2 separate regions of the Homo sapiens genome follow, and region 1 is linked to region 2. Evidence: chromatin contacts called from ENCODE Hi-C or POLR2A ChIA-PET data. All regions are on one chromosome and are shown on one strand. Each heading gives the region's core, a stretch centred on a gene start or an enhancer-like site at or near the end of the contact. The rest is flanking DNA. Distances are from core to core; before and after follow the strand shown.

The links. Hi-C counts contacts between places; a loop is a spot of excess contacts on that map. ChIA-PET counts read pairs that join two places held with the same protein, here RNA polymerase II (POLR2A). Pooled maps may share reads with other maps.
Region 1: a map of Caco-2 shows a loop between it and region 2 (7-fold over the local background). The contact joins the promoter of PCHILR here to the enhancer-like site in region 2. A Hi-C loop is called at or near these places in 40 of 168 maps with a recorded cell type or tissue (CD4-positive, alpha-beta T cell, CD8-positive, alpha-beta T cell, Caco-2 and 29 more), 5 of 37 single-sample maps with no recorded cell type and 19 of 50 pooled maps. POLR2A ChIA-PET finds 5 or more read pairs at or near these places in 3 of 52 experiments (BJ, GM10248 and H1).

Annotation. Positions count from the first base shown.
Region 1 is chr16:74,309,524-74,314,867 of GRCh38, reverse strand. It overlaps PCHILR (prostate cancer associated HIP1 interacting lncRNA), which reads right to left and starts at 1,531. Exons shown (of 2, transcript NR_186416.1): 1 at 1,508-1,531. It also overlaps the pseudogene RPL21P118.
Region 2 is chr16:70,151,646-70,154,535 of GRCh38, reverse strand. It overlaps PDPR (pyruvate dehydrogenase phosphatase regulatory subunit), which reads right to left. Exons shown (of 19, transcript NM_017990.5): 18 at 963-1,145. Among named protein-coding and RNA genes, the nearest start is that of CLEC18C, 21 kb to the left of the region's middle. Within about 2 kb of position 1,640, at least 3 of the 41 ENCODE cell types and tissues checked have a DNase peak (open chromatin) inside an H3K27ac peak, as active enhancers do; they include prostate gland and thyroid gland, where a contact is called at or near this core.

The DNA.
Region 1 (5,344 bases), core at 282-2,781, 4.2 Mb before region 2:
TGAATCATGGGGGTGAGTCTTTTCCATGCTGTTCTCATAATAGTGAATAAGTTTCACCAGATCTGATGGTTTTATAAAGAAGAGTTCCCAAGCACAAGTTCTCTCTTGTCTTCCGCCATGTAAGACGTGCCTTCTGCCTTCTGCCTTCTGCCATGATTGTGAGGCCTCCCCAGGCACTTAAACTGTGAGTCCATTAATCCTCTTTTTCTTTATAAATTACCCAGTCTTGGGTGTGTCTTTATCAGCAGTGTGAAAACGGACTAATACATAAGGGCTCAGAAGGGCCAACTGGATGGGCAAAGAAGCCATTGGTGACTTTAGTGAGAGCGACTTTAGTGGAATGGTGGGGGGGCAAAAGCCAGATTGCAGATGATTAAGGAAACAGTTGGAAGACAAGGAAGGCAACAGACATAGATTAGCCATTTGCTGAAGGTTAACTGGGAAAAGAAGGATGGAGGAAGGCTATACCGGGGGCTGCAGAGTGCAGATGTGCATGTGTAATATGGGAGGGAGCTGAGGGTTTATATGCTGAGGGGTAAAAGGTGGGATGGAGTCAGGATTGAAAATGAGGAAGAGAGGCCAGGTGCAGTAGCTCACGCCTGTAATCTCAGCACTTTGGGAGGCCGAGGCGGGCAGATGACAAGGTCAGGAGTTTGAGACCAGCCTGACCAACATGGTGAAACCCCATCTCTACTAAAAATACAAAAATTAGCCAGGTGTGGTGGCACACGCCTATAATCCTAGCTACTCAGGAGGCTGAGGTGGGAGAATCACTTGAACCTGGGAGGCGGAGGTTGCAGTGAGCCAAGATCATGCCATTGCACTCCAGTCTGGGTGACAGAGCGAGACTCCGTCTCAAAAAAAAAGAAAAAAAAAAAGAAAATGAGGAAGAGGCCAGACACGGGGGCTGACACCTGTAATCTCAGCACTTTGGGAGGCCGAGGCAGGCAGATCACTTGAAGTCAGGAGTTTGAGACCAGCCTGGCTAACATGGTGAAACCTTGTCTCTACTAAAAATACAAAAATTAGCTGGGCATGGTGGCAGGCACCTATAATCCCAGCTACTCGAGAGGCTGAGGCAGGAGAATCGCTTGAACCTAGGAGGCAAAGGTTTTAGTGAGCCGAGATCACGCCACTGCACTCCAGCCTGGGTGACAGAGCAAGACTCGGTCTAAAAAAAAAAAAAAAATGAAAACAAAGAAAATGAAGAAGATAGGGGCTCTACATGAACCAAGGATCCTAGCTGGTTATTTTGATTAAAAGATGACTCAAATGATGTTAACACTGATCAGACTTTAGCACGAGAGCTGCAGAGAAGGAAGACACTATGATGAGAATATATTTGGGGTTTTGAGCTGGGAAAAGACTTCTTAAATATGATCCAGAAAGTACTGGCCATAAGGAAAAAATGTTAACAGATTTGTCTGCACCAAAATCTACCAAGAGAGTCCTTTCAACTAGAACTGCCGTCACCACAATGATGAACATGGGGAAAGAGGAGAGGTACCTGCTGTATATTCTCAGGCCTTTTAGAACACATGGAGTTGTTCCTCTGGCCACATCCACACGAACCTACAAGAAAGGAGATGTTATAGACGTCAAGAGATGCCCCACGGATGTTACCAAGGCAAAAGGAATGCCCCACAGATGTTACCAAGGCAAAAGAGGAAGAGACTACATGTATCTAGTATGCTGTTGGCATGGTTGGAAACAAACAACAGCATGATTCTTGCCAAGAGAATTCATGTGTGTGTATGGAGCATACCAAGCACTCCAAGAGCTGGGAAGGCCTTCAGAAACACGTGAGGGAAAATGATCAAAAGAGAAGGAAACGGCCAGGCACGGTGGCTCACGCCTGTAATCCCAGCACTTTGGGAGGCTGAGGCGGGCAGATCACCTGAGGTCAGGAGTTTGAGACCAGCCTGGCCCACATGGTGAAACCCCGTCTCTACTAAAAATATAAAACTTAGCCGGGCATGGTGGCGCGTGCCTGTAGTCCCAGCTACTTGGGAGGCTAAGGCAGGAGAATCTCTAGAACCTGGGAGGCGAAGGTTGCAGTGAGCCAAGACTGCACCACTGCACTCCAGCTTGGGCGACGGAGGGAGACTCCATCTCAGAAAAAAAAAAAAAGAGAAGGAAGCCAGAGAGTACCTGGGTTCAACTGAAGTGCCAGCCTGCTCCAGCCAGAGAAGCACAATTTGTGAGAACAGGGAAAACGAACCCAAGCTGCTGGAACCCAATCCTCTTGAATTAATGGCTTCATAGGTATTAAAAAAAAAAAAAAAGGCCGAGCGTGGTGGCTCACACCTGTAATCCCAGCATTTTGGGAGGCCAAAGCAGGAGGATCGCTTGAGCCCAGGAGTTCAAGACCAGCCTGGGCAACATAGGGAGACTCATCTCTACGAAAAATAAATAAATAAATGATTTTAAAATGGCACAAAAAACAAACCAGACCCCTGGACTGTTAAAAAAAAAATTGATTGTTCTACATCAAAATAAATGTTCTCTAACTTTCATGTGGGCAGGAACCATATGGAGACCATCTTAAAAACACAGATCCCCAGAGATTGTAACACAGTAGGTCTGGGGTTGGGCCCAGAAACCTGAATTTTTATTATTTTTTTGAGACAGGGTCTCTGTCGCCCAGGCTGGAGTGCAGTGGTACAATCTCAGCTCACTGCAACCTCTGCCTCCCGGGTTCAGTAGATTCTCCTGGCCTCAGCCTCCCGAGTAGCTGGGACTACAGGTGTGCACCACCACACCCGGCAAAAGTTTGTACTTTTTGGTAGATACTGGCTTTCACTGTGTTGGCCAGGCTGGTTTTGAACTCCTGGCCTCAAGTGATCTGCCCGCCTTGGCCTCCCAGAGAGCTGGGATTACAGGCGTGAACCACCACACCTGGCCAGAAACATGAATTTTTAACAAGCATCATAGTGAATTCTTCTGTCATTGGTTCTATGTTTTGAATAACTGCTAGAGAACGGCCAGCTGAGGTCCTAGTAAGTGAGAACAAATCAGTCAACCAACCAATCAGCACCACCCCCTTCCGGAAAAGTCCCAAGCATTTGACAAAGATTTGTCACCTACAACTATCTGCCACTGTGTGAAGAGGGCTACTTTAAATGAACCCAAGTCTTGGTAAGTTTTCTTGAGAAAAACAGAAACAGGTACAAAATGAAAACAACTGGGGATTAAGTAACAGTCATGAAGGCAGTGATCATTTAAATAGGACTGGAATGGGTGGGCTTGGAGCCAGGTTGCACAGGTTTGCAAAAGCCAATTGTTAAATTTTCAGAAATTTTGTGAGCTGGAGGCTAAACAAAACCATTGTTAAAAATTAAATTGGGCCGGGCGCGGTGGCTCACGCCTGTAATCCCAGCACTTTGGGGGGCCGAGGCTGGCGGATCACGAGGTCAGGAGATCGAGACCATCCTGGCTAACACGGTGAAACCCCATCTCTACTAAAAATACAAAAAATTAGCCGGGCGAGGTGGCAGGCACCTGTAGTCCCAGCTACTCGGGAGGCTGAGGCAGGAGAATGGCGTGAACCCCAGGGGGTGGAGCCTGCAGTGAGCTGAGATCGCGCCACTGCACTCCAGCCTGGGCAACACAGTGAGACTCCATCTCAAAAAAAAAAAAAAAAATTAAATTGGATAAACTTACAATTAAATAGATTACATTAAGAAAAGATTTTTAAAACTCTCAACACATTGCATTCTAATTTCTTTTCTTTTTCTTTTTCTTTTTTTTTTGACATGGAGTCCTGCTCTGTTGCCCAGGCTGGAGTGCAGTGGCATGATCTCGGCTCACTGCACCCTCTGCCTCCTGGGTTCAAGCAATTCTCCTGCCTCAGCCTCCGAAGTAGCTGGGATTACAGGCGCCCACCACCTCGCCCGGCTAATTTTTTGTATTTTTAGTAGAGATAGAGTTTCCCCATGTTGGCCAGGCTGGTCTCAAACTCCTGACCTTAGGTGATCTGCCCGCCTTGGCCTCCCAAGGCCAGGTGTGAGCCATCGCACCCGGCCCTAATTTCTTTACTACATTTTACTATCAGGTGTGCTCCTCAGGTTATTTTTGTCTATCTTATCTGTAAGGTGGAAATACTATGTAGCACTGTGCTCCTGCGCCTCTCCTTCCAACTCAGGTTGTTGGCTTGAAACCAGGCACCGTGGAAGTATTTATACCAGTGAAATTGGGAAAGGCTTACAAATCAATGCTCCTCATCCCTTTTTTGGAGAACTGATTGTTACATGTTTACCAGAACACCACTGACCATGGTCCTTAAAGTAATTAGGCTGCACACGGTGGCTCATGCCTGTAATCCCAGCACTTTGGAAGGCCGAGGCAGGAGGATTGCTTGAGCCCAGGAGTTCAAGACCAGCCTGGGCAACAAGGTGAGACCTGTCTCTATAAAAAAGTTAAAAATTACCTGGGCGTGGTGGCTCGTGCCTGCCCTCTCAGCTACTCAGGAGGCTGAGGCAGGAGGATCGCTTGAGCCCAGGACGTTGAGGCTGCAGTGAGCTGTGATCGCATCGCTGCACTCCAGTGTGAGAGACAGAGCAAGACCCAGTCTCGAGGAAAAAAAAAAAATTAGAAGAGTAATACCAGCAGTAAGGGAAATCGAAGCACATACTATCTGCTTGTATTAATGTATTCATCCCCCAGCAGCAGTGTGCAAGAGGACAGTAAGGGTGGAGGTGTGGATGCTTAACCCAGTCTTTTTGCACCCATAGCCTCTTCAAGTTCCTTCAAAATTTTGCCTGGGTGGCTTCAGCTGAAAGCAGAAATGGCAGGAAGTAATTGGGGGAGATTCCCAAATCTATGCCCAACTGGGAATCAAATTTTTCTCTTGCCAAGAGATGAGCTGAGGTGAGTGAATGACGCCATCTAGTGTCGAAGAACAGGTTGGCTCCAAAGAGCAATGATTAGCAAAAGATTTCTCTTGATTTGGGCCCTAGAAACACGACTTCCATAATTTCTTCTTCCTTTCTTTTCACATATTTTCTTTCCTCACTTCCATGTCTATACTGAGTCAATTCTTAATTATTCCCCCAATAAAAACAGCCTTTACTTTTTTTTTTTTGAGATGGAGTCTTGCTCTGTTACCCAGGCTGGAGTGCAGTGGCACGATCTCCAGCTCAGTGCAACCTCCGCCTCCCGGGTTCAAGCAATTCTCCTGCCTCAGCCTCCCGAGTAGCTGGGATTACAGGCTCCCATCACCATGCCCAGCTAATTGTTGTATTTTTAGTAGAGATGGTGTTTCTCCATATTGGCCAGGCTGGTCTCGAACTCCTAACCGTGTGATCCGCCCGCCTCGGCCTCCCAATTACAGGTGTGAGCCACT
Region 2 (2,890 bases), core at 391-2,890:
GCACTCAGTCTTTTAGACAGCAGAACACTAGAAATAAGTGGGTTTTTTTGTTTGTTTTTCAATTGTAATTCAGAGACAAGGTCTTGCTGTATTGCCCAGGCTGAGCTCAAGTGATCCTCCTGCCTTGGCCTCCCAAAGTGCTAGGATTACAGTTGTGAGCCACCGCACCTGACCAAGTGTCATCTATTTACTATGTTTTCTTTTTTCTGAGACGGAGTCTTGCCCTGTCACACAGGCTGGAGTGCAGTGGTGCGATTTTGGCTCACTGCAACCTCTGCCTGTTAGGTTCAAGTGATTCTCCTGCCTCAGCCTCCCGAGTAGCTGGAACTACAGGTGCTGGCCACCACGCCCAGCTACTTTTTGTAAATTTTTTTTTTTTTGAGACGGAGTCTCGCTCTGTCGCCCAGGCTGGAGTGCAGTGGCGTGATCTCGGCTCACTGCAACCTCTGCCTCCTGGGTTCACGCCATTCTCCTGACTATAGGCGCCCGCAACCACACCCGGCTAATTTTTTGTATTTTTAGTAGAGACGGGGTTTCACTGTGTTAGCTAGGATGATCTCGATCTCCTGAACTTGTGATCCGCCCGCCTTGGCCTCCCAAAGTGTTGGGATTACAGGTGTGAGCCACCGTGCCCGGCCTACTTTTTGTATTTTTAGTAGAGACGGGTTTTGCCATGTTGGCCAGGCTGGTCTCGAACTCCTGACCTCAGGTGATCCACCCGCCTCAGCCTCCCAAAGTGCTGGGATTCAGGCGTGAGCCACCATTATTATGTTTTCATTTGAAGATATTTTATCCTATAAAGTTTTCATTCTCAGGGCACTCTTGTCCTCATTTACCTGATGCTAACATCAAGGCCTCAATCTTTTCCCCCTTTTCCTGTCACATCAGTTCTTCTTCCTAGTCTAGTGCAGATTCACTACTCGGGATGCTGAGTGAAAGTGGAGTCTGGGTAAACACAGTACCTTCTCTAATTTCACCCGAGACTCTCGTCCACATTCCAGGGGCGTGGTGAGGTTATTTATATCCTGACCCCAGAAGGCAAAAAACTTCTCAATTCGGAGACTGCGAAGAGCGTAATACCCAGCATTCCGGATTCCGTATTTCTGGCCAACACTCATCACTTCATTGTATACATGCAGGGCGTACTATAGGAAGAGACAGAAAGTTCATAAGCAGCAGACCTTCAGAATTAAGCATGGAGCATGTCTGGAAGCGCTGATGGCTCACACTATTAACATGGACAAGAGAGGAGGCGTATAAAACTCCCAGGATGTCTCATCCTTGACACGCTCAGGGCACAGCCCAGGAGTGATGAGCTGGGGTCACCCCAGCCTGGACTTAAGCTCCATGACAACAGGATCCATGTCTTTTCACCTCTCTAAAATGTCTTGTGTGGTGATTCTAGCTTACAGCAATTCTTAAATAATAATTTATAGAAGCTCTCTCACCATTTGGTAAATGGCCAATCTCATCATCATTTCTAAAACAGCCCACCAACCCTCCATGGTCTTCATCTGATTCTGGCTTTGTTCTTTTGCTCCAATTTCCCAACCACTGTTACTCCCTCACGTACTGGCCCAAGCTGTGAGGCCCAGCTCTCACACGTTACTCGAGACGTGTGCACACATCGGATGACGGCGGGGGAGCCAGGAAGGCAGGGCTCGCCTGCTCATGTCCCACAGCATTCAGGCTCTCAAGCTGCTCTTTTCTTGGTTTCAGAAACATGTACGTTATCAGATCAGTGAACAGAAGGTTTTCCAAACTGAAAGCAAATATTCAATCCCTGTCTGAACATACGCTGTTAAGTTTAAAGTCCAACAAAAATGAGACTACACTGTTTGCTTTTAAAACTGTAAAATGAAATCCAAAGCAAGACGTAGCAAAGAACCAGCTTCAGTGGTACTGCAGTTCTTTATCCTAGCACAGTATGTTTCTATGAACTGCACCACTGTAGCTGAACAGGCATCTACCAAACAGACCACTATGATCAAGACAACTTTATTTACTTATTTATTTTTGAGACAGAGTTTTGCTCTTTTGCCCAGGCTAGAGTGAAGTGGCGCGATCTCGGCTCACTGCCATCTCCACTCCCGGGTTCAAGTGAATCTCCTGCCTCAGCCTCCCGAGTAGCTGGTACTATAGGTGGCTGCCGCCACACCCAGCTAATTTTTGTATTTTTAGTAGAGACGAGGTTTCGCCATGTTGACCAGGCTGCTCTCGAACTCCTGACCTCAGATGATTCACTCACCTTGGCCTCCCAAATTGCTGGGATTACAGACATGAGCCACCGTGCCGGGAAGACAACTTTAAATGTGGAAAAAAGGAATCCAAGCTATTGCATGCAACACTCGCCTGTGGTATGTGTGTAAGGGAAACACCTGAATCAGCCAAGGTGGGTGCAGGAGACCCACAGAATGCGGCAGGACGAGGAGAATACACAGCTGGCATCTCCAGGGAATGTGGTACTCTCCCACCTCAAGCTCAATGCCCGGTCCTTTAGGTAAGAGGATGACCAAGGAAGAACGATGTAACCAGGTGACTAGTGTTGGGCCAGATCCAACTACGTGACTAATGCTGGGAAAATCAAAGAGAAGAGTGGGTCCCCACCATTTACTCAAAGAGTAGTTCCCCACCATTTACTCGTTTTTCTCACAAAATACCAGAGATTTAGTGTGAACAAAACGAGAATCTGCCATCTGCCCCCATGTTTTGGAAGACCTCTTCTCAGAGAGACAAACATAAGCTTCCTGGACAAAAGCCAGCTTATAAAGAACCCAAGCGTGGCACAAATAATCTCTTAGACTCTTGAAAAATCATAAGAATGGGAACAGCCCAGGGAAATCAGAAAGCTGAAACCAAGGCCTCCAAGCAAGGATGAAGCTGCTAGAGC